2 separate regions of the Homo sapiens genome follow, and region 2 is linked to region 1. A link is an interaction called in ENCODE POLR2A ChIA-PET data of the cell type or tissue named here. Cell type or tissue: OCI-LY7. All regions are shown on one strand. Each heading gives the region's core, and the rest is flanking DNA. Links, peaks and the distances in the headings are about the cores only. Region 1 overlaps USP49 (ubiquitin specific peptidase 49). Region 2 holds the start of LOC105375059 (a long non-coding RNA gene).

Region 1 (12,213 bases), core at 1-5,000:
TTTCAATTCCATGCAAACCGTAATTGAGTACAAGGCACCAAATTTTATGAATTGTATAAAATTAGTTCACAAAGCTTTATCAGTAAGTAGAACAAACTCCATTTCTCCCTCCCGGCCAGCCCACCCTCCTCCCACCCACCACCCGCCATCCCCGACCAAGTTTTCATTCTGCACTACTGTCGACCTCTCTAGGGCTTATGCTGGGGCATGCCCCACTGTCAGCCAATCCACCTCATTGGTTCTTCCCTTGTACTTGGATGAAGCTGTAAGCACAGCCAGAGTAGCAAACTCATACAATCATTGACTCTAGAAGCCTTGCCATTAAAAACAAAAATAAACTCTGCTATTGAGTCCATAGGACACATTAACACTTCTACAGTTTCCAATTTTATTCATGACATTTTAAGAGACATCTGGAAATTCTTTTTTTTTTTTTGTTTTTGTTTTTGTTTTTTTTTTAAGACAGAGTCTCGCTCTGTCGCCAGGCTGGAGTGCAGTGGCACGATCTCGGCTCACTGCCCCTTCTGCCTCCTGGGTTCCAGCGATTCTCCTGCCTCAGCCTCCCAAGTAGCTGGGACTACAGGCACGTGCCACCATGCCCAGCTAATTTTTGTATTTTTAGTAGAGACGGAGTTTCACCATGTTGGCCAGGATGATCTCAATCTCTTGACCTTGTGATCCGCCCTCCTCGGCCTCCCAAAGTGCTGGGATTACAGGCATGAGCCACCGCGCCCAGCCTGGAAATTCTTTACAGTGTAGCACTGCCCCCCAACCCTGCCCCATAACTCCGAGACTGAGGGGCTGGATCAAAGCTGGCAAGAGCTCTGTCCACCATTTAATAAGAGCTTCAGTTCTGCCAAGGGCATTCCTAACTATTTTTATACTAGCATGGATGTTCGTCTCAGAGGCAACCACAGATATGAGGGTCAGGCTAGATTGAGGTAAAAAAAAATCCTTTTTGAGGGCCTAGGTGCACTCATCTTGGCTGGCTACAGCAGCAAGTAAACATGCCAGCCAACTAACTACAAAGGGTTCCTGGAATGAGACTCTTAACTACTTGCCCTGGGAGAGAAGCAGGCCCATTAAGGTTCGGTTAGGAGACCTTGGGTTTGATTTGGCAGCATCTAGTCAGTTTTTACCTGGTTCTTATTTTCTTCTCTTTAGAATGATTCAATTTCAGATGCAACTGAGACATTCATCTATACCCAGTACGTAAATAAATTAAAGGCAAAGGGACATTTCCCTCACAATAGCCATTGGCTTATGCAGCAGGGAACTCTTCTTTAATAAAAATCTCCTTAAATACTAACGTCCTAAGTGTCCAGTGCTGCCGCCTCTGGGTACCTGAGGTGTCTGTAACTGCAGTGGGCACCTTTCACAAATGTGTAGCTCAGTGGAGACTCTGATGTTAGTTTCTTTTATTACTTTGATATATGCGTGCTCAGCTAAGTTAAGCACTTATTTCACAAAGTCCTTAATCTGCTTAATAAATCCTTATAATATTTGGTATAAAACTATTTTTAAAAATTAAATTGGAAGATCTTTGAATTTTCCATTAAATGTTTATTAATAATTATCCCCACTGGACAGCCTGAGGGGTAAAGTAGATGCTCTATTAGTTCTTCTCTATCTTGTAAGTTCTTTTTTTCTAGAATAATAAATATAGGATTCAATGAAAGATGAGGCACGATTCATAGTTTCCTTTCCTTTTTACTCTCCTTGGTTTTTTTGAGTTAATGGGCTTTTCTATTGCCACAAAAAGTCATTACTAATCATGCCGACTTAAAAACGTGGATCTTGAGAGTACAGCTTCACATCAGAGCCTCTGGCAGCATGGACAGCGGTGACACTTTAAAACAGTGTCCAGGAGAGGGTGAGCCCAGGCAAAGCTTATACAAAGAAGCCTGCAGTAGACAATATAAACCAAACAGCATAAAAAATGCCATACGCTATCGCTTCCAAATAAAAGCTAAATATTACAGAAACCTCACAGTGTTGGAAAAAGCAAGTTTAATTTAAAATATAGTCACTCCTTCCCTATCAGGGTGAGCCATTTTTTGTCTGAATTTCCTCCATGTCTCAGTGCTGCCTGGCAGGGCCTATGGGAGAGTTCATCTCAAAAGAGGTCAACAGCAAATGCTACAGATCTGTGTGGGAAATGTGGCTCATCAACATTGCTAAAGCTATAACCCTCATTCTTTAGCCTGGCTTTCCCCACTTCCCACTCCTCCCCGAACGCCCTTCCACATCTACTCCCTTCAAGTGACAACTGTACTTCTACCTGAATTCAAACATTAATATGATATACTCAGTCAAAAGATGAGCATTCATAGTGACAGGTTGAGTGAGGCTCACTGCAGTGACCACAGCAACAAAAGTTAGGGTTTGCATTCACTTTCACCAGCAAATCTAAGTGAAGAACTAAGAATGAAGTGGTGCCTGATGGGGACAAGGGTTTTTATCTGGGCAATTTCATTCTGTTTAGAAACTGACCCAATTTAAAAAGGAAGATGTATTTTACTAGCACTGGGGGAAAGGACGGGGCACTCTTGTTTTTTTCTCTGATGGACTGAGTATGGGGGGTAAAGCAACAGTAGGGATTATCAGATTTGGGAGGAAACAGGTCAAGGCCATTGGTAATCAACTCTTCAGATATGTACGAGGTGGACTCCTAAGCAGTTAACATACCCTAGAGAACCAAAAGCTCCCAAACCCTGTGAACATGAATGTTCTAGCTCTCCAGGAGCAAGAAAGAAGCTGCAGGCTAAGAAGCTGCATGCCGCACTGAAGTGAGAACGGGTGACAGGCCTTCAATAAGCCCTGGAGCATCAGCTATCTCTGCCCACCCTCAATTGAGTTCTGAGAAAACCTAAGAATCAATTTAAACCAAACCATGTGCTTGCCCTAGACCTGAACCAGGGATCTGCTACAGAACTGAGATAGCCAGGAGTGTCCTTTGGCTCAGCATGGAACATGTGCTAGTCTATTGCTTCTTTATATGACCTGCCCCTTCTTTAGAATGAAGGGGTATTCATGCCAGTCTCAGAAGTATGGAATGATTATATGACAGCAGCAAGTAGGGAGGGTATGACATATGAAAACCATCCCACTTTGCATGGGGAAATTTGTTCCATGCATCTCACTCCACTCTTCAGCTGCTATCCCCAAAAAAGGAAGTTTGTTTTAAACCCTTGAAGGTTACTTCCTTTGTGGGAATAAACCCTTTAGACTTCATCTCCCATCTTGGAGCCAATCCCATCCAGCAAACTGCTAGCCCAGGGCCCCTCCTCACGTGCTCTGTCCAGGACTGCTCACATCCGGAGGGTTCTTCTGGTGCTGCAAGGAGGTCCTGATTAGCAGGGGAATCACATCATGGAGAGAAAACATGGCTGCTCTCCTGTGTGGATATGATTGATTTACCCCCCCGCCCCGCTTTCCTCCACCCAGATCCCTCTATATTCAGAAGCAACTGATGAAAGGATCTTCATAGAAGTTACTTCTTTTGTTTTTAGGAAAGGAGGGAACTCCCAAACTCATTCAAAAGAAAGAGACTATAAAATTTACGACAGGACACGAATCACCTGGCACCTTCTACTCTAGACCCAGCAAGGCAAACCTAGTAATCTGTTCCTGCAGTAGCCTTATTTCCTATAAGAGGAAAGATGTATGGACACCAATACACAAAAGCCAGTCTTTGATACATGCCTCCCATTCAGGAAAATGTCTGTGGTCTGCCTTCATCATTGTTGCTGGACTGCACCTGAGCTTGGAGATGGGTTTCTGAGATTCTTGCATTGCCCTGCACTGTTCTTTGAGTGTAAAAAAGGATGTAGGCCTGGGTTTTGCACACTTCCTCGACACTGCATACATTCAGCTTTGAGTCATTGCAGTGGACCCAAAAACCTAGGAAACCAAAGGAGAAAAAGAGAGAAAATGACTACCCAATTCATATTTTAGTCAGCAGGCAAAATCAGGAGATGAAGAAAGGGACAGAGAAGTTCTGAATAGAGCCAACCCTCGATTATTGGTGGGGAAGGGACAGGTAAATGAAACTGACAGACTTTTGTGTATCCACTGGCTTTAACCCCACCAAGCCCCACGGTACTGCTTATCGACTGACTGCAATTTTTTTTTTTTTTTTTTTTTTGAGACAGAGTCTCGCTCTGTCACCCAGGCTGGAGTGCAGTGGTGGGTTCTCGGCTCACTGCAAGCTCCACCTCCCAGGTTCACGCCATTCTCCTGCCATTCTCCTGCCTCAGCCTCTCGAGTAGCTGGGACTACAGGTGCCCACCACCACGCCCGGCTAATTCTTTGTATTTTTAGTAGAGACGGGGCTTCACCATGTTAGCCAGGATGGTCTCGACCTCCTGACCTCGTGATCCGCCCGCCTCGGCCTCCCAGAGTGCTGGGATTACAGGCGTGAGCCACCGCACCCAGCCGACTGACTGCAATTTTTATCTTTGTTTTCTTCAGGCTTTTTCATTGTCCACTAGGGCCTTCTAGAAAGAGCTGCGATACTGCAGGCTAAGCAATGGGGAGATGAGGAGGAAGAGGAGGAGGAGAGGAGAAATGGAAATAGAGGGGAGTGATGAAGGAAAATTTAGAAGGAACAAAAAAGTATTTATTCACAAGCTCTGGCTGCCCCAAGGGCTGTGCAGTTCAAGAAGAGTGAACAGCTGAAAACACATCTGCAGCCCATCAGTCAGTGCAGTAGCTGGAAGACTCCACTCTGGAGGATGAGGACCTAAAGCTCCTTTGGAGGGGCCCTTGCATCCCCACACTTCCCATGGCAGGGGAAGTAGTAAGAACATAGTAAGTGCTCAGTAAATGTTCTCGGCTTTATTATAAGCTGCGGCTAGTGAGATTCATACAATATCTCCTTGAGGTTACACAGGTTCTACTGTTTCTGCATAACCAAGAAGGAAACTGGGGTGTGCAGAAGTAGCATTACCACAAAACAGTAATATTATCAATAACCAATACTTTTGATAATACTACAATATCCTCTAACACTGACTGAATAAGTACTATGTGGTAGGCAACTGCTCTTCTTATTTATTTATTTGAGTCAGGATCTCACTCTGTTGCCCAGGCTAGAATGCAGTGGTGAAATCATAGCTCATTGCAACTTCAAACTCCTGGGCTTGAGCAATTCTCCCACCTCAGCCTCCCAAGTAGCTAGGATCACAGGTGCACACCATTACACCTGGATAATTTTTAAATTTTTTGTAGAGATGCAGTCTCGCTATGTTGCCCAGGCTAGTCTTGAACCCTCGGCCTCAAGCAATCCTCCCGCCTCTGCCTCCCAAAGTGTTGGAATTACAGGTGTGAGCCATTGCACAGGGCCTAGGTCCTGTTCTAAGCACTTTTACATGTCAGTTCCTTTTAATTCTTAGAACAACCATATGTTGTTACTTAGTAATATACCCAAAATTTGAATCCAACTTTCATAATTCTTTTTATTTTTTTTGAGATAAGAGTCTTGCTCTGTCACCCAGGCTGAAGTGCAGTGGCATAATCTTGGCTCACTGCAACCTCTGCCTCCCAGGTTCAAGCGATTCTCCTGCCTCAGCCTCTTGAGTACCTGGGATTACCAGTGCCCACCACCACGCCCGGCTAATTTTTGTACTATTTTAGTAGAGACGGGGTTTAACCATGTTGGCCAGGCTGGTCTCGAACTCCTGACCTCAGGTGATCCACCCACCGCGGCCTCCCAAAGCGCTAGGATTACAGGTGTGAGCCACGGCGCCCAACCCAATTTTCACAATTCTTTCCACTGGATTTTTGATGTATGTAATTTCCCTCTAGGTAATCCATGGGATGGAAATAAAAGGAAAACAATAAAATGTGGACAAATCAACCCCTTTCCGTGTCCCCCACCCCACAGAGTAAAGCGCACGCACCTCCCTCTGTGTTGTAGCAATAGGCTGTGTAGTGTCCTGAGCCAAACCCTTTCCCGTGATGCATGACCACTGCGGAGAGATCATAGGCAAAGGTCTCTTTGTCAAGAGAGGAGAGCATGTCCCTGCAGCAGTAAGGTTCCATGGTTAATACCTGGTCAAAGACGACATGGACCCCAATCTTCTCTCGATGATTACGGCCAGACCACCTAGAACATGGATATAAGCTTGTTACTAGTAAAAACTGGCATATATAATCGTAGGTAGAGGTAGGTATTAATAAAACAGGAAACTGAGAAAATTTAACCTTCTGGTTTTGGTTTTCCCATCAATAAAATGGTGGTAATCAATGTTCACACTTATTTATTTATTTATTTATTTATTTATTTATTTATTTTCAGACAGGGTCTCACTCTGTTGCCCAGGCTGCAGTGCAGTGGTGTGATTGATAAAGGCTCACTGCAGCTTCAACCTTCCCGAGCTCAGGTGATCCCCCCACCTCAGCCTCCCGAGTAGGTGGGACTATAGGTGCACACCACCATGCCTGGCTAATTTTTGCATTTTTTGTAGAGACAGGGTTTTAACCATGTTGCCGAGGCTGGTCTCAAACTCCTGAGCTCAAGCAATCTGCCTACCTTGGCCTCCCAAAGTTCTAGGGTTACAGTCATGAGCCACTGCGCCTGGCCCATTTATTTGCTGTTAATGTTCCATGAAGTACTCTAAACCTAGAGATCCCTAAACAAGCAATTCAAGCAACAGTCTTTTTGTAGTTTCCTGCCTGTGCTTCTTTTGCAGATTATTTTATACTTCATCCTGAAGATGAATCTACATAAGTCCAAGCCAGGCTAGAAAATCTTTAAGCACAGACACCCAGTGCAGGCTGGATAATTAATTACACAGGAGCATGAGAGCAAAAGCCCAGTCCTGCTGGGCTCCCACATCAATTTGCCTTAGTGGATGTGAACAGTTTAATCTCCATGGAAAACACGAGGTCTCAAGTGAACAGGCTTCCCCTCCCAACACCATAGAAGACATTTGCCCTCACCAAAGCCTTTGGAGCAGCTATTCCCACAGCTCTCACCCAGCTGGGACTCCCACAGCAAGCTCACCTGAATCTTTTAAGGTGCAGCCGGAGAACCTGAGGTAGTCTGTAGATCATTAACTGCTTTCTAGCTTCACTCAGAACAAGGGGTTTGGGATTGGATTTTCGTCGTTTGCCTATGTGGTTTGGGAAGGTATAAGACATAGGTTGTGAGGAGTTTTTTCTAGCTATGGCAGAGACAGTGACTTGCCATTCAATATGCATTCTCCATATTTCTCAGTATCTGAACCTCAATTTTTTGGGGGGCGCAATGTGACACTCTTTATGACTGCATTTCCCAGCTTCACACGCCTGCATGGTGTGGCCATGGAAGTTCTGGCTAAGATGAAAGGAATGACTGTGTGGGACTCTGCTTAGACAGGGCTGACTCAGTTGTAAGGCACATCCCTTTGGCCTTCCCACTATCTGAAACTGCTGGAATTCCTCCTGGACCAAAAGGTAACTTTGAAGACAGAAGTCTTGCAATGGGATAGTAAAACAGAAAACAGAAATAGCTTGGGTCACTGATGACCATGCAGCCACCATGCTGGCCCTGAATGTCCTTCAGACTTGTTTTATGTAACAGAACAATAAAATCTCTCATTTTAAGTCATTGTTATTTGGGTCGACTGTTACAAGCAACTCAAATCTTTCCAATTTTTGCCATCAGCAACTTTGCGTATAATGGAATATAATGGAACGTGCAGCAGCAAGCACATAGAGTAGAAGCATATGTTAAGGTTCCATGTCTTCACAATGGCTTATAACTTCAATTATGATACCCCACAATATGATTTTAAAAAGCTTTTTGTTTGCACTAGGTAAGCCTAATTCTACTTCCTGCTCACAACTAGTTGTGTGCTAATGGATAAGTTATTCAAAACTCTGAACCTCAGTTTCCTCACCAGTAAAATAGGAAATAATGCATATCTTTCAGGCTTAGGAAAAAAAGGATAAGATTACTAAATGATAGAGTATTTAAACACATTTTTTTCTTTAGCATGATTTGCTTATGGCATATTCAAACATTTAGAAAATAAACTGTTTTATATTTTTATGCTGTGCGTAGTTTTTGAAACATATTTCCTAGATAAAAGCACATTGCTGGACATGCAAGGACAAAGCTGACAGGTAGGCTAAATTCATCTACTCCAAAGCAGAACCAGTGATCAGTCTCTAATTTTGTTTCTAACTGTGGGGGAAATGCATTTCTCGAAGTCCTGGCTTCAAGCAGTCCTCCCACCTTGGCCTCCCAAAGTGTTGGGATTATGGGTGTGAGCCCACTGTGCCCAGCCTTGAGGAAATGCATTTCTAAATTTCAGCAAATAAATAATGGAAATAGAGTTCTCTTAGTTTCTATCAGAAGCCTTTCCTGTAACCATTTACTGATGACTGTTTTGTTATATTAAATTGGTAAATGGATGAGAGTAGAAAATTAGTGGTCTACTGCAGTCCCTGTTAATTGTCTTGAGCTGTTGATATCATGGGCTCAGTGTTTGAAGAGCAGCTGGGCATCTGATTCCAAGTCCTGTCTGTACTACTCATGAAAGGTAGCAAATCACAGCCAGATGATGTATCACAGAGCTTTCTGTGACAATAGGATGTGGAGGTGTAACTTCTCATAATAGACTGCATCAGAATGAGTGTGCCATAGGAGAAGCTTTTACCAGGGTGTAGTCGTCACAATACGTGGGGGCATGAACAGAAATGGAATTCACAGAGGGGCTTGGCCTTATTTTATATTCCTATTCACCATTTTTTTGAAAATTACTGCAGCTCTGGCTAGGAATCCTGGCAGTGACTGCCACCTTCAGCAGAGGGAGTATGTGAGCTAAGATGAAGACAATATAGAGTCAGGCTTTGTTTCCCTAAAATGAAATTCACAAAGAAAAAGAAATTACTGATTCAACTGAGATTGATCAGTTCTGTCTCCATTTCATTAAGCTGGCCAGGAAGACAGGTAGAAGACTGACAGTTTTGAAACTTCACAGGCAACAGATCAATGCATCTCATCCCCTCACCATAGGTTTCCTTCTCTGCCATTATTTGTACTTGCCTAGAGAAATCCTGATAAATTGGCATATCTGACAACCAAAGAACAATCCTTTCTTGTAAAGATAAACAAAAGTTATTTCTTGCCTAATCTATCATATCCAAAAATGATGGAGTTAAAGCTGTTAATATTCTTTTGTTCCTTACAAGTAAAAGGCTTCAGGAATCACTGTTTTTTTTTTTTTAAATATTACTCTAATGAAACAATTTGATTCACCTGACTCTGTATCTCAAAATGGAACAGGATAGGTGAGTCTATAGTTAACCAGGTATAAAATTTCAAATTTTGTTTTGAAATGGCAAAATGATATCGAGCATAACTTTGTGGTTTTTGTTTTTGTTTTTATTTTCCCTAAAAGAGGTCTTGCTATGCCACCAGGCTGGTCTCAAACTCCTGGCTTCAGGCAATCCTCCTGCCTTGGCCTCCCAAAGTGTTGGGATTACAGGTATGAGCCACTACACCTGGCCTCAAGCCTGACTTTTGATTTTTGTTCTGATTCTTCAAAGAGCGGAACAGGTTTCCCACAATTTATTTTATTTTATTTTATTTTATTTTTTATTTTATTTTATTTTATTTTATTTATTTATTTATTTATTTATTTATTTATTTATTTATTTTTTATTTATTTTTTTTTTTTGAGACAGCATCTCGCTCTGTCACCCAGGCTGGAGTGCAGTGGCGCCCACCTTGGGGTCTCCCAAAGTCCTGGGATTACAGGCGTGAGCCACTGCACCTGGCCTAAGATTTTTTTTTTCTTCAAAACTGGTAATCTAAACTATTATGTGACTGAAAATTGATTTCTAGGTCTCTGCACAGTCCATTAACTTTATACTTTTAGTTTCCAAATCTATATATGCCACAAACCCCAAACATAAGCATCCACATATTTGTTCTGCATTTCCTCTGTCCATACTGGATTAGCAGAAGCATTAAGTGTTAGTGTGGCAAGATGGAAGGACCCTGATAACATGCCTCTGTAACCATATGTAAGAGTTCCATTTTAAAATTACAGACAACACAGAAATACTTCCGTATGACCCTCTCTGAAATGTGAACTTTTCAGGCATGTGAACAATAAAAACAAAATGCAGAAAATATTTCATGAAGCTGCCACTGAGCAATGCACCTTAAGACTTGCTTTCTTGGTTCCACTGTACCAATCTTTAGCATCACTTTTGACAGACATTAAGTCTACCAGTTCAGTACAAAAGCTTGCTTTTCTGATATCGCACCCTTCAGAAAGGCTATACCATCTGGGTTTAGATTAAGTAAGAACTGTCAGACTCTACATTCATGAATTTAAGCAGCAGCCCCACAGCACTAAGAAGCTAAGTACTAACATTCTCAGAGTCCCCATTTCAGGAGCCACAACTTTAAAATCCCTTCCAAGATGACAACTAATGTCAATCAGGAGGTCAATCAACTCCTAGGTCTTTGTTTCATTTGTTGTTGTTGTTGTTGTTGTTTGAAACGGAGTCTTGCTCTGTTGCCCAGGCTGGAGTGCAATGGCGCAATCTTGGCTCACTGCACCCTCCGCTTCCTGGGTTCAACCGATTCTCCTGCCTCAGCCTCCCGAGTAGCTGGGATTACAGGCATCTGCCACTATGCCCAGCTAATTTTTGTATTTTTAGTAGAGACAGGGTTTCACCATGTTGGTCAGGCTGGTCTCAAACTCCTGACCTCAAGTGATCTGTCCGCCTTGGCCTCCCAAAATGCTGGGATTACAGGCGTGAGCCACAACGCCCAGCCTTGTTTTGTTTTTTAATACATAATTAAAACAAGTCCATGTTTTTTGTTTTTAGAAAAATGGGAGAAAAAGATCTTTAAAAGATGCTTTAGAACCATTCAATATCATTAGTGTTACTTTTGACTAAAGAGGACAAAGCAGCACCTTAAACTGATATTCCAATTATTCTTCCCCACTACGCCCCCTCCTCCACACAGCACTCACTGTTACACTGGTCACAAGCGTAGATTCTCCCTTCCAGGGCCTCTGTCTCTGTGAATTTGGCCAGCATCTCAGTGAGCAAGCACTCTGTTTGATTCAAAGGGACAAACCCCTTTTCTATGCAGTGATAGCGTTCAGGGAATTCCAGGGATAGGTCCCAAAAGGGCTCAATGGTATTGGATTTGTAATTGCATGATATACATGTGACCTAGAATGAAAAGATTGATTTACAGATTATATAACTTCCATGCTTCCTGTGTACAGTTTTACTTGCTTCATAAAAGACACACTTTATCAAAACTAAGTGTATAATTTTCAAAAAATAGTAATATTAAAATAATAAACATAACTTTAAAAGAATTAGAGTATATTATTTCTGATGTACATTTCTAACTATGGGATGCTAGCTGGAATTTAAAAACCATACTGCATAGAGACTATACTAACCCCCCTTTTCACCTCTCCCAAAATATGCTCTACCATTCAATAGTACAGTAGTACAGACTGCAAGTTATCATGCAGTCACTCAAGGGATCAGTCTGACACAGATTTGCAGGTCCCTGCCTGCTTCCCTCACCCTGGCATTCCTCCTCTTGACTTCAGACCTTCCATGGGGCCCAGCATGCCTCTCTTTTTGCCTTTGTTACTTGCAGAAGCCCTACACTGAACCCCTCTGTCTGCAGAGCCTCAAAGTGCTGTGATTAGACCTCCATTCCCACTATAACCTTCCCAGGTGCACCTTTCTTCCTAAGGGGAGGGGAGACAGAAGAAGTGCTGATAAATACTCCCCCTTTTACATGCTCAAAAACAAAAGCCTAATTAAACTTTCCCTTTCCATCCCATTCATCATTCTTTCAAAGCCCTAAAAACCAAGACACATAGTGTAGAGGTTTTACCTGAAACTCTTAAGTTGCTCACCAACCCACCCCCCACCACGTTTTTTTGTTTGTTTTTTGGTTTTTTTTGAGACAGTCTCCATCTGTCACCCAGGCTGTAGTGCCAATGGCACAATCTCGGCTCACCGCAACCTCCGCCTCCTGGGCTTAAGCAATTCTCCTGCCTCAGCCTCCCAAGTAGCTGGGATTACAGGCATGCGCCACCACGCCCGGCTAATTTTGTATTTTTAGTAGAGACAGGGTTTCACCATGTTGGCCAGGCTGGTCTCTAACTCCTGACCTCAGGTGATCCACCCACCTTGGCCTCCTGAAGTGCTGGGATTACAGGCATGAGC
Region 2 (12,213 bases), core at 2,688-7,687, 200 kb after region 1:
GGATGCACCAGTTTGTTTCTTTTTAATTTAGTATAATTGTATTTTTTAATTGATACATAATAATTGTACATATTTATGGGGTACATAGTGATGTTTCAATACATATAGTGTACAGTGATCAGAGTAATTAGCATATCCATCATCTCAAACATTTGTCATTTTGTTTGTTTTGGGAGCATTCAGTATCCTCCACCTAGCTGTTTGAAACTATTATTATTATTCTTAACTGTAGTCATTCCAACAGTGGCATAGAACACTGGAACTTATTCCTCCTATGTAGCTGTAATTTTGTAACCTTTAACAAATCTCTCCCTATGCTTCCTTTCCCCTCCCCTTTCCATCCTCTAGTATTTTCTGTTCTACTTTTTCCTTCTATGACATCAGCTTTTTAAAGCTTCCACGTGTGAGTGAGAACATGCGGTGTTTAACTTTCTATTCCTGGTTTATCTGACTTCACATAATGTCCTCAGTTTCATCCACGGTGACATAAATGACAGGATTTCATTCTTTTTTATGGCTGAAAAGAATTCCATTGTGTACGTGCCACATTTTCTTCATCCATTCATCAGCTGTTGGACACCAAGGTTGATTCGATATCTTGATTGTTGTCAATAGCGCTGCAATAAATACGGAGGTGTGGATGTCTCGTCAATATACTGATTTCCTTTCCTTTGGATAAATGCCCAGTAGTGGGATTGCTGGATCATATGGTAGTTTGATTTGTAGTTTTTTTGTTTTATTTATTTTTTAATTTTTGAGAAGAAGTCTCACTCTGTCGCCCAGGCTGGAGTGCAGTGGCATGATCTCAGCTCATTGCAACCTCCACCTCCTGGGTTCAAGAGATTCTCATGCCTCAGCCTCCCAAGTAGCTGGGATTACAGGTGCCTGCCACCATGCCCGGCTAATTTTTGCATTTTTAGTAAAGACGTGGTTTTACCATGTTGGGCAGGCTGGTCTCAAACCCCTGACCTCAAGTAATCCTCCTGCCTCAGCCCCCAAAGTGCTGGGATTACAGGCATGAGCCACCACACCCAGCCGGTTTTTTTTTTTTTTTTTAGATGGAGTCTTGCTCTGTGCCAGGCTGGAGTGCAGTGGCTCACTGCAACCTCCACCTCCCGGGTTCAGACAATTCTCCTGCCTCAGCCTCCTAAGTAGCTGGGATAACAGGCATGCGCCACCACGCCCAGCTAATTTTTGTATTTTTAGTACAGACGGGGTTTCACCATGTTGGCCAGGCTGGTCTCGAACTCCTGACCTTGTGATACACTGGTCTCGGCCTCCCAAAGTGCTGGGATTACAGGTGTGAGCCACAACACCCAGCAATATTTTATCTATCTTGGGACAGGGTCTCGCTCTGTCACCTAGGCTAGAGTATGGTTCCACTATCATGGCTCACTGCAATCTCGTCCTCCCTCAAGCAATCCTCCTGTCTCAGCCTCCCAAAGTGCTGAGGTTACAAGCATGAGCCTCTGTGCCTGGCCTTGTTTTTATTTTTGTTTTTAAAGATGGAGTCTCACTCTTTCATCCAGGCTGGAGTGCAGTTGTACAATCATAGCTCTCTGTAGCCTTGAACTCCTGGGCTCAGGCAATCCTCACACCTAAGCCCCTAAGTAACAAGACTATAGGCACACTATATCATGCCTGGCTTAAAAATGTTTTGTAGAGACAGGGTCTTGATGTGTTGCTTAAAATGGTCTTGAACTCCTGGCTCCAAGTGATCTCCCCACCTTGGCCTCCCAAAGCTCTGGGATTACAGGTGGAAACCACCATACCTGGTCTGATTTACAGTTTTTTGAGGAAACTCCATAATGTTTGCTATAGTGGCTGCAATAGTTTATATTCCCACCAACCGTCTATGAGATCCCTTTTCTCCTCATCCTCACAGCATAGATGATACCTCATTGTGGTTTTACTTGGATTTCCCTGATGATTAGTGATGTTGAACATTTTCCCATATATCAATATATTTGTTAAGCTCATGTCTTCTTTTTTTTTTTTTTTTTTTGAGATGGAGTCTTGCTCTGTTGCCCAGGCTGGAGTGCAGTGGTACCATCTCAACTCACTGCAGCCTCTGCCTCCTGGGTTCAAGCAGTTCTCCTGCCTCAGCCTCTGGAGTAACTGGATTACAGGCATGCGCCACCATCCCCAGCTAATTTCTGTATTTTCAATACAGATGGGGTTTCACGATTTGGCCAGGCTGGTCTTGAACTTCTGACCTCAGATGATCCGCCCACCTCGGCCTCCAAAAAAAAAGCTGGCTGGGTGCAGTGGTTCACTATCACGAGGTCAGGAGTTTGAGACCAGCCTGGCCAACATACTGAAACCTGTCTCTACTAAAAATACAAAAAATTAGCTGGGCATGGTGGTGGGTACCCATAATCCCAGCTACTTGGGAGGCTGAGGCAGGAGAATAGCTTGAACCCGGGAGGTGGAGGTTGTAGTCAACCAAGATCACACCACTGCACTCCAGCCTGGGTGACAGAGCGACAGACTCTTGTCTTAAAAAAAAAAAAAAAAAAAAAAAAAAAAAAAAAAAAAGAGCTATCAAGCCATGAAAAGACATAGAGAAAACTTAAGTGGATATTACTTAGTGAAGAATGCCAATCTGAAAAAGCTTCATACTAGATGACTCCAAATACAGTCATATGCCACACAGTTTTCGGTCAACAATGGACTGCATATATGACGGTGGTCCCATGAGGTTATAATATCTTATTGTTACTCTACCTTTTCCACCTCTAGATAGACAAACTACTTGCCATTGTGTTACAGTTGCCTACAGAATTCAGTACAGTAACCTGCTATACAGGTTTGTAGCTTAGGAGCAATAGGCTATCCCATATAGTCTAGGGGTGTAGGAGGCTATTCCATCTAGGTTTGTGTAAGTACACTCGATGATGTTCACACAATGACAACATCACCTGACAACTCGTTTATCAGAACATACCCCCCTCATTAAGTGATGCATGATTGTAGATGACATTCTGGAAAAGGCCAAACTATGGAGGGAGCAAAAAGACCAGTGGTTCCCAGGAATTAGGGGAAAGCATGAGACAAACAAACAGAGCACAGAGGATTTTTAGGGTAGTGAAAGTATTCTGTATATTACTACAATGGTGGATACATGTCATATGTTTGTCAAAAACCAAAGAATGGACACCAAAAGTGAACCCTAAGGTAAATGCTGGTCTTTCAGTGATAATATATCAACGTAGGTTCATCACCTGTAACAAATACATCACTAGGGTGCAGGGTGTCAATAGTGAGGGAAGCTGTGCATGTATGGCGTAGGAATTATATGGGAACTCTGTACTTTTGCAGCTCAATTTTGCTGTGAACCAAATCTACTCTAAAAAAATAAAATATAGGCCGGGCGCGGTGGCTTATGCTTGTAATCTCAGCACTTTGGGAGTCCGAGGTGGGCAGATCACGAGGTCAGGAGTTCCAGACCAGGCTGGCCAACATGGTGAAACCCCGTCTCTACTACAAATACAAAAATTAGCCAGGCGTGGTGGCAGCCGCCTGTAATTCCAGCTACTCGGGAGGCTGAGGCAGGAGAATCACTTGAACCCAGGAGGCGGAGGTTGCAGTCAGCCGAGATCGTGCCATTGCATTCCAGCCTGGGCGACAGAGTGAGACTCCGTCTCAAAAATAGATAAACAAAAATAAATAAATAAATAAAGTATATTAGTTAAAATTTTTATTTATGCATAAGAACATACAAATGGTTATTTATTATAGCAAAAAATTTGTAAACAACCTTACAGTCCAATGGGAGGGAAATGGCTATATAAACTACATCCCACAACCACTCAGTTATATGTATGAGGTTTTTCTTTTTTGTGGGGGGTGGGGTGCAGTCTTGCTCTGTCGCCCAGGCTGGAGTGCAGTGGTGCGATCTCAGCGCGCTGCCACCTCCACCTCCAGGGTTCAAGCAATTCTCCTGCCTCAGCCTCCCAAGTAGCTTGGACTACAGGCACCCACCACCACACCCGGCTAATTTTAGTACTTTTAGTAGAGATGGAGTTTCACTATATTCGCCAGCCTGGTCTCGAACTCCTGATCTTGTGATCTGCCCGCCTTGGCCTCCCAAAGTGCTGGGATTACAGGCGTGAGCCACTGCACATGCCCAAAGTATTTCTAATAAACAGGACAAATGCTGAGAAATTGAAAAAAGCAGTATAAACAATTGTATAAATGGAATGATAAAATTGTGTATTGCAAAAAGACTAGGAGGACAATATGCTAAAATGTTAGCACTGAGTTGTCTTTGGGCATTAAATTTTGTTTTTATAAATATGTGCTCTTTTTATTCTAAAACACACGAGAGATAAAAATACATAAACGATCTGGGCACAGTGGCTCACGCCTGCAATCCTAACACTTTGGGAGGCCGAGGCAGGAGGACTGTTTGAGACCAAGAGTTCAAGACCAACCTGGCCAACACAGAGAGACCCTGTCTCTATTTCTTTTTAATAATACTAAAAATTTTAAGTTATAAATTTTAAAATGTTAATAAAATTTTTTTAAAATACATAAATGTACAGAGAACAGAAATCACCCCAAATCCTATCATCTGGAGATAACAGAAGTTGCCCTGAATAGGAAGACGGTAGAGGATTTTCTTTTCTTTCTGTATTCTATTATTTGTAGAGTTTCTAGTATTAGTAGAGAATCTGCTCTCATATATATATATATAATATATATATATATATTTTTTTTGTTTGTTTGTTTGTTTGTTTGACATGGACTTTCACTCTTGTCACCCAGGCTGGAGTGCACTGGCATGATCTCGGCTCACTGCAACCTCCGCCTCCCGGGTTCAAGTGATTCTCCAGCCTCAGCCTCCTGAGTAGCTGGGATTACAGGCACACGCCACCATGTCCGGCTAATTTTCATATTTTCAGTAGAGATGGGGTTTCACCATGTTGGCCAGGCTGGTCTTGAACTCCTGACCTCAAGTGATCCGCTCGCCTCGGCCTCCCAAAGTGCTGGGATTACAGGTGTAAGCCACCGCGCCCAGCCTGATATATTTATATTTTGTAAAAATCTTCCTCATATGTGGGTCTAAGGCCACCATCAGCCTTTCTACGAAGCCTTTCAAAACTTCCAGTTTGCATAGACTGCTCACTTTTATCTACAGTCTCACTTATGTCTCTTCTACCATTTATCATAGTTTATAGTGTATTTATTACCGGTGTAGTTAACATTTCCCTCAATCCTTGAAGGTAGGGAAAAATCTTACCTTTTTTTTTTTTTGAGACGGAGTCTTGCCCTGTTGCCAGGCTGGAGTGCAGTGGCACAATCTCGGCTCACTGCAACCTCCACCTCCCAGGTTCAAGCGATTCTCCTGCCTCAGCCTCCCAAGTAGCTGGGACTGCAGGTGTGCGCCACCATGTCCAGCTAATTTTTGTATTTTTAGTAGAGACAGGATTTCACCATGTTGGCCAGGCTGGTCTCTATTTCTTGACCTCATGATCCTCCCGCCTTGGCCTCCCAAAGTGCTGGGATTACAGGCGTGAGCCACAGCACCTGGCCATCTTACCCATTTTTATATCCTGCTGCCCACCCCCTCCAGCAACTAGGCCTGCACCTAGAAAGATATTATCAAATGTCCCTGCCACATCCCTGCCAGTATCCCTGTCTGTCCCCAGCCAGCCCACACAACGGATGCACAGAAAGGACCTGTCTTCTTTGACAAAGGAGGCTGATGATCTAATACTCTCTTCTGACTTCCTAGCTTGAATGCTGTTCCATCTCTTCCTCCCACAGACCAGGACTCAAAGGGCAGCGCATTTTCTCTGGAAAGACCCATGTCATAATGCACCTTTGTATGAAGCAGCAACCTTTGCACTGTCTCCAGTTAGTACTTTCAGAGGAATTAGCTTATCAGAGTAACTAGTTGGCACCTTAACAGGCATGCAGAATCTGACTCAGGAACAGAGACTCAAGAGAACTAAGGTGCAGTAGGAAGCAGGTGGCAGAGTGAAGATGTGAGTAGTGGGAAATAGTGTGAGTTATCTGGGGTAGAAAAGGTAGATTGGGAGCAAAACCGGCAAGGGGACAAGGGCTGGGTAATGGGTAAATTATAATGGCCTCTTCCTCATTTAAGAGGCCATTACAATAAATTTTACCTACTTTACCAAACAGCTTAAAGCCAAAGTGGGAGCTCAAAACCAGGAAGGAGCCAGGCACAGTGGCATATGCCTGTGGTCTCAGCTACTCAGGAGGCCAAGATAAGAGGATCACTTGAGCCCAGGAGTTTAAGACCAGCCCCGGCAACACAGTGAGACCTCAAAAACAACCCAGTTATGGCATGAGAATCTGGCTGGATGTGCTTCACCACCACCCAGAAGAGCCCCATGGGGATGTAGAGATTAAATCCAATCATCTCTAAGGTCCATTCCCAACTGGAATTTTAGAATTTCAGGTAACAGCCAGGCACAATGGCTCATGTCTGTAATCCCAGCACTTTGGGAGGCTGAGGCGGGTGGATCACCTGAGGTCAGGAGTTCAAGATCAGCTGGCCAACATGGCAAAACCCAGTATCTACTAAAAAAAAAAAAAAAAAAATTACAAAAATTAGCCGGGCGTGGTGGCGCTCCTGTAATCCCAGCATTTTGGGAGGCCAAGGCAAGCAGATCACTTGAGGTCAGGAGTTCAAGACCAGCCTGGCCAACATGGTGAAACCCCATCTCTACTAAAAATACAAAATAAACTGGATGTGGTGGCATATGGCTGTAATCCCAGGTATTCAGGAAGCTGAGGCATGAGAATCACTTGAACCTGGGAGGCGGAGGTTGCAGAAAGCTGAGATCGCACCACTGTACTCCAGCTTGGGCGGCAGAGCGAGACTCCACCTCAAAAAAAAAAAAAAAAGAATTTCAAGTGACCATTTTCTTTTCCTTAATGTGACAATATCCAATTTTTTTTTTTTTTTTGAGACGAAGTCTTGCTTTTGTCCCCCAGGCTGAAGTGTGATGGTGCAATCTCAGCTCACCGCAACCTCCACCTCCCGGGTTCAAGTGATTCTCTTGCCTCAGCCTCCTGAGTAGCTGGGATTACAGGTGCCAACCACCACGCCTGGCCAACGGGGTTTCACCATGTTGGCCAGGCTGGTCTCGAACTCCTGACCTCAGGTGATCCGCCTGCCTCGGTCTCCTAAAGTGCTGGGATTACAGGCGTGAGCCACCGTGCCCAGCTGATACCCAAAATTTTATAGCACTTACATCATGCCAGTCCCTGGTCTATGCATTATTATTTTTTTTTTTTGAGACAGAGTTTCGCTCTTGTTGTCCAGGCTGGGGTGCAATGGTGCGATCTTGCCTCACCGCAACCTCTGTCTCCGGGGTTCAAGTGATTCTCCTGCCTCAGCCTCCTGAGCAGCTGGGATTATAGGCATGTGCCACCACACCTGGTTAATTTTGTATTTTTAGTAGAGATGGAGTTTCTCCATGTTGGTCAGGCTGGTCTCAAACTCCCAACCTCAGGTGATCCGCCCGCCTCGGCCTCCCCAAGTGCCGGGATTACAGGTGTGAGCCACCCCGCCTGGCTGGTCTATGCTTTTTATTATATTAACTTCCTTAATCTAAAACCCAGAGAGGTATTACTATCCTTATATTACTGATGAGAAAACTGACATAAAAAGATTAAGTAACTTGCCCAAGGTCCCACAGCTAGAAGTGGCCAACGTAGGATGTAAACCCATCAGAATTTGTGCTGTGGCTGGGCATGGTGGCTGAGATAGCGCCATTGCGCTTCAGCCTAGGCAATAAGAGCAAAACTCTGTCTCGAAAAAAAAAAATTTATAGAACTATAGACTTAAGATCTGAGTATTTTGCCAGATGGAGTTTCACTCTTGCTGCCCGGGCTGGAGTGCAATGGCACAATCTCGGCTCACTGCAACCTCCGCCTCCTGGGTTCAAGTGATTCTCCTGCCTCAGCCTCCCAAGTAGCTGGGATAACAGGCACCCACCACCATGCCCGGCTAATTTTTGTATTTTCAGTAGAGATGGGTGATCCACCTGCCTCGGCCTCCCAAAGTGCTGGGATTACAGGCATGAGCCACCGTGCCTGGCCGATAATTATTCTAAATTTTGATACAATAATAATTTGTTTCCTATAATAATATAATAATTATAAATTTCCATCTCGCAAATAACAAAGGTACAAAATACATAAAGCTAAACTTGGTGGCTCATGGCTCACACCTATAATCCCAGCACTTAGGGAAGCCAAGGCTGGAGGATCACTTGAGCCCAGGAGTTTGAGATCAGCCTGTCAACATAGTGAGACGTCATCTCTACAAAAAATTTAAAAGGCCGGACATGGTGGTATGCACCTACAGTCCCAGCTTCTTTGGAGGCTGAGGCAGGAGGATTCTTCGAGCCTAGAAGTTTGAGTTTGCAGTGAGCTATGATCGTGCCACTGCACTCCAGCCTGGGAGACAGAATGAGACCCTGTCACTAAAATAAAATAAAATAAATCCACCATCGGAGTAGGATATTTTAATACATCTTTTGCAGTAATTGATAGAGAGGGCACACAAAATTCGGTAGGGATTTAGATGATTTCACCATAAGCTTGATCAAAGTGATGTAGATATATTTATATAGGCCTGTGTATGTGTGTGTGCATATGTGTATTGGAGAATACACATTCTTTTCAAGGTACAAATTTACTACATACTAGGTCATAAAGCAAGTCTCAAAAACATTTCAAAAAAAATCAGTATTATAGAGATTATATTAAAGGACCAAAATCCAAGAAAGTTAGAAATCATCAAGTCTCGTGGAAATTTGAAAACATACTTTTTTTTTTTTTTTTTTTTTTTTTTTGGGACAGAGTCTCTGTCGCCCAGGTTGGAGTTCAGTGGCGCGATCTCGGCTCACTGCAAGCTCCGCCTCTCGGGTTCACGCCATTCTCCTGCCTCAGCCTCTCCGAGTAGCTGGGACTACAGGCGCCCGACACCACACCCGGCTAATTTTTTGTATTTTTAGTAGAGACAGGGTTTCATCGTGGTCTCGATCTCCTGACCTCGTGATCCGCCTGCCTCGGCCTCCCAAAGTGCTGGGATTATAAGCGTGAGCCACCGCGCCCGGCCTGAAAACATACTTTCTAATAACTGGGTGAAACGAATCTTTTTTTTTTTTTTTTTTCTGAGACGGAGTTTCACTCTTGTTGCCCAGGCTGGAGCGCAATGGCGCAATCTCGGCTCACCACAACCTCTGCCTCCCAGGTTCAAGCGATTCCCCTGCCTCAGCCTCCCTAGTAGCTGGGATTACAGGCATGTGCCACCATGCCCAGCTAATTTTGTATTTTTAGTAGAGACGGGGTTTCTCCATGTTGGTCAGGCTGGTCTCGAACTCCCGACCTCAGGTGATCCGCCTGCCTCGGCCTCCCAAAGTGCTGGGATTACAGGCATGCCACCACGCCTGGCCATGAAACAAATCTTTAATGGAAACTTTTCAAGAACTAAAACTTAAATGATAATGAAAATATCACATATTAAAACTTATAGGACATCTATAGGTCAGGCACGGTGGCTCACGCCTGTATCCCAGTACTTTGGGAGGCCGAGGCGGGCAGATCACCTGGGGTCAGAAGTTCAAGACCAGCCTGGCCAACATGGTGAAACCCCATCTCTACTAAAAATACAAAAATTTAGCCAGGCATGGTGGTGCATCTGTAGTCCCAGCTACTGGGGAGGCTGAGGCACAAGAATTGCTTGAACCTAGGAGGTGGAGGTTGCAGTGAGCCCAGATCACGCCACTGCACTCCAGCCTGGGCAACAGAGCAAGACCCCATCTCAAAAAAAAAAAAAAAAAAGCTTATAGGTACCTCCCCAGAAGAAATGAAAACGTATGTCTACAAAAGACTTGCTCAAGGATATACATAGGTGCTAATAGTCAAAAGCTAGAAACATCCCAAATGTCTATCAACAAGAGAATGGATAAACAAATAGTGCATATACATCCATACAATGCAATACAAGTTAGCAATAAAAAGGAACAGGTTGCTAACACATACCACATATACTAAGTGAAAGAAGCCAGGCACAAAGAGAATTGATACTGCATGATTCTTTTTAGATGAGGTTCTATACATGTATAGTCTTAACAGGGGTAAACTCTGGTGATAAAAAAGAGACTGAACCAAAATGGGCCCCATGGGCAGGAAGCAGTGGTGCACATCTGTAATCGCAGCTACTGGGTGGCTGAGGTAGAAGGATCACTTGAGCTCAGGAGTTCAAGGATAGCCTGAGCAGCACAGCAAGACTCCATCTCAAAAAAAGCGGGGCGGGGGGCGGAGTGTGCCTGAAACTTTCTAGGATAATAGAACTGTCCCATATTTTGATTCAGATGATGGCAACATGGATGTGAATGTTTACATTTGTCAAAATTCATAGGGCCGGGCACGGTAGCTCATGCCTATAATCCCAGAACTTTGGGAGGCTGAGGTGGGTGGATCACCTGAGGTCAGGAGTTCAAGACCAGCCTGGCTAACATGGTGAAACCCCTTCCTTATGAAAAATACAAAAATTAACCAGTCGTGGTGGTGCATGCTTGTAATTCCAGCTAGTTGGGAGGCTGAGGCAGGGGAATCACTTGAACCTGGGAGACAGAGGTTGCAGTGAGCTGAGAAAGCGCCATTGTACTCCAGCCTGGGTGAGAAGAGCAAAACTTTCTTTAAAAAAAAAAAAAATTCATAGAACTGTAGACTTAAGATCTGTGTATTTTGGCCAGGCATGGTGGCTCACACCTGTAATCACAGCACTTTGGGAGGCCGAGGTGGGCGGATCACTTGAGGTCAGAAGTTCGAGACCAGCCTGGCCAACATAGTAAAATCCTATCTCTACTGAAAATACAAAAATTAGCTGGGTGTGGTGGTGCATGCCTGTAGTTCAAGCTGCTCAGGAGGCTGAGGCAGGAGAATTGCTTGAACTTGGGAGGCTACAGTGAGCCCAGATTGTGCCACTGCACTCCAGCCTGGGCAACAGAACAAGACTCCATCTCAAAAAAAAAAAAAACTATGTATTTATTTTATGATATGTACATTCAATAAAGAAAGCAAACTTATACAATGCAGCTAAAACAACACTTACAGGGAAATATATAGCCTTAAGTGCATGTATTAGAAAAGAGAGGGCTGGGCGTGGTGGCTCACGCCTGTAATCCCAGCACTTTGGGAGGCCGAGGCGGGTGGATCACAAGATCAGGAGATTGAGACCATCCTGGCTAACGTGGTGAAATACCATGTCTACTAAAAAAATACAAAAAATTAGCCTGGTGTGGTGGCGGGCACCTGTGGTCCCAGCTACTCGGGAGGCTGAGGCAGGACAATGGCGTGAACCCGGGAGGCAGAGCTTGCAGTGAGCCAAGGTCACGATACTGCACTCCAGCCTGGGCAACAGAGCTAGACTCCATCTCAAAAACACAAAAAAGAAAGAAAAGAGAGGCCGGGTGGGGTGGCTCATGCCTGTAAACCCAGCACTTTGGGAGGCCAAGCCAGGCAGATCACCTGAGGTTGGGAGTTTGAGACCGGCCTGACCAACATGGAGAAACCCTGTGTCTACTAAAAATACAATATTAGCTGGGTGTGGTGGCACATGCCTGTAATCCCAGCTACTTGGGAGGCTGAGGCAGGAGAATCACTTGAACCTGGGAGGCAGAGGTTGAGGTGAGCCAAGATCGTGCCACTGCACTCCAGCCTGGACAACAAGAGCGAAACAGCGTGTCAAAAAAAAAAAAAAGAGAAATATTCAAAATTGATAAACCAAGCACAGAACTTATGAAGTTAAAAAAAAAAAGAACAGCAGAGGCCAGGAGCAATGGCTCACACCTGTAATCCCAGCACTTTGGGAAGCCGAGACAGGTGGATTACCTGAGGTCAGGAGTTTGAGACAAGCCTGACCAACATGGAGAAACCTCATCTCTACTAAAAATACAAAATTAGCCGAGTGTGGTGGAGCATACCTGTAATCCTAGCTACTTGGGAGGCTGAGGCAGGAGAATCACTTGAACCCCAGAGGTGGAGGCTGCAGTGAGCTGATATCCAGCCATTGCACTCCAGCCTGGGCAACCAGAGTGAGACTCTGTCTCAAAAAAAAAAAAAAAAAAAAAAAAAAAAAAAAAAAAAGAACAGCAGAATAAGTCTTAAGGAGAATAAAACAATAAAAGCAGAGGAATAATGAGACAGAAAATAAACAGTAGA

What was found. Peaks named below come from ENCODE experiments on the same cell type or tissue, not always from the same donor. Only the 100,000 strongest peaks of a DNase experiment are listed, where the experiment ranks them.
Region 2: POLR2A ChIA-PET joins it to region 1 with 5 read pairs; 6 of 35 experiments call an interaction of 5 or more read pairs at or near these places.

The regions. Positions count from the first base shown.
Region 1 is chr6:41,792,821-41,805,033 of GRCh38, forward strand. USP49 (ubiquitin specific peptidase 49) reads right to left here. Exons shown (of 8, transcript NM_001286554.2): 5 at 10,986-11,190; 6 at 7,010-7,118; 7 at 5,904-6,109; 8 at 1-3,903. The coding sequence ends at 3,713. Among named protein-coding and RNA genes, the nearest start is that of TOMM6, 11 kb to the left of the region's middle. RefSeq lists a silencer at 8,651-8,945. In OCI-LY7, for the core only: no CTCF peak of the experiment used is centred there; no DNase peak of the experiment used is centred there.
Region 2 is chr6:41,991,425-42,003,637 of GRCh38, forward strand. It overlaps LOC105375059 (a long non-coding RNA gene), which reads left to right and starts at 4,721. Exons shown (of 5, transcript XR_001744119.2): 1 at 4,721-5,993. It also overlaps a transcript of CCND3 not described here. In OCI-LY7, for the core only: no CTCF peak of the experiment used is centred there; no DNase peak of the experiment used is centred there; H3K27ac peaks cover 283 bases.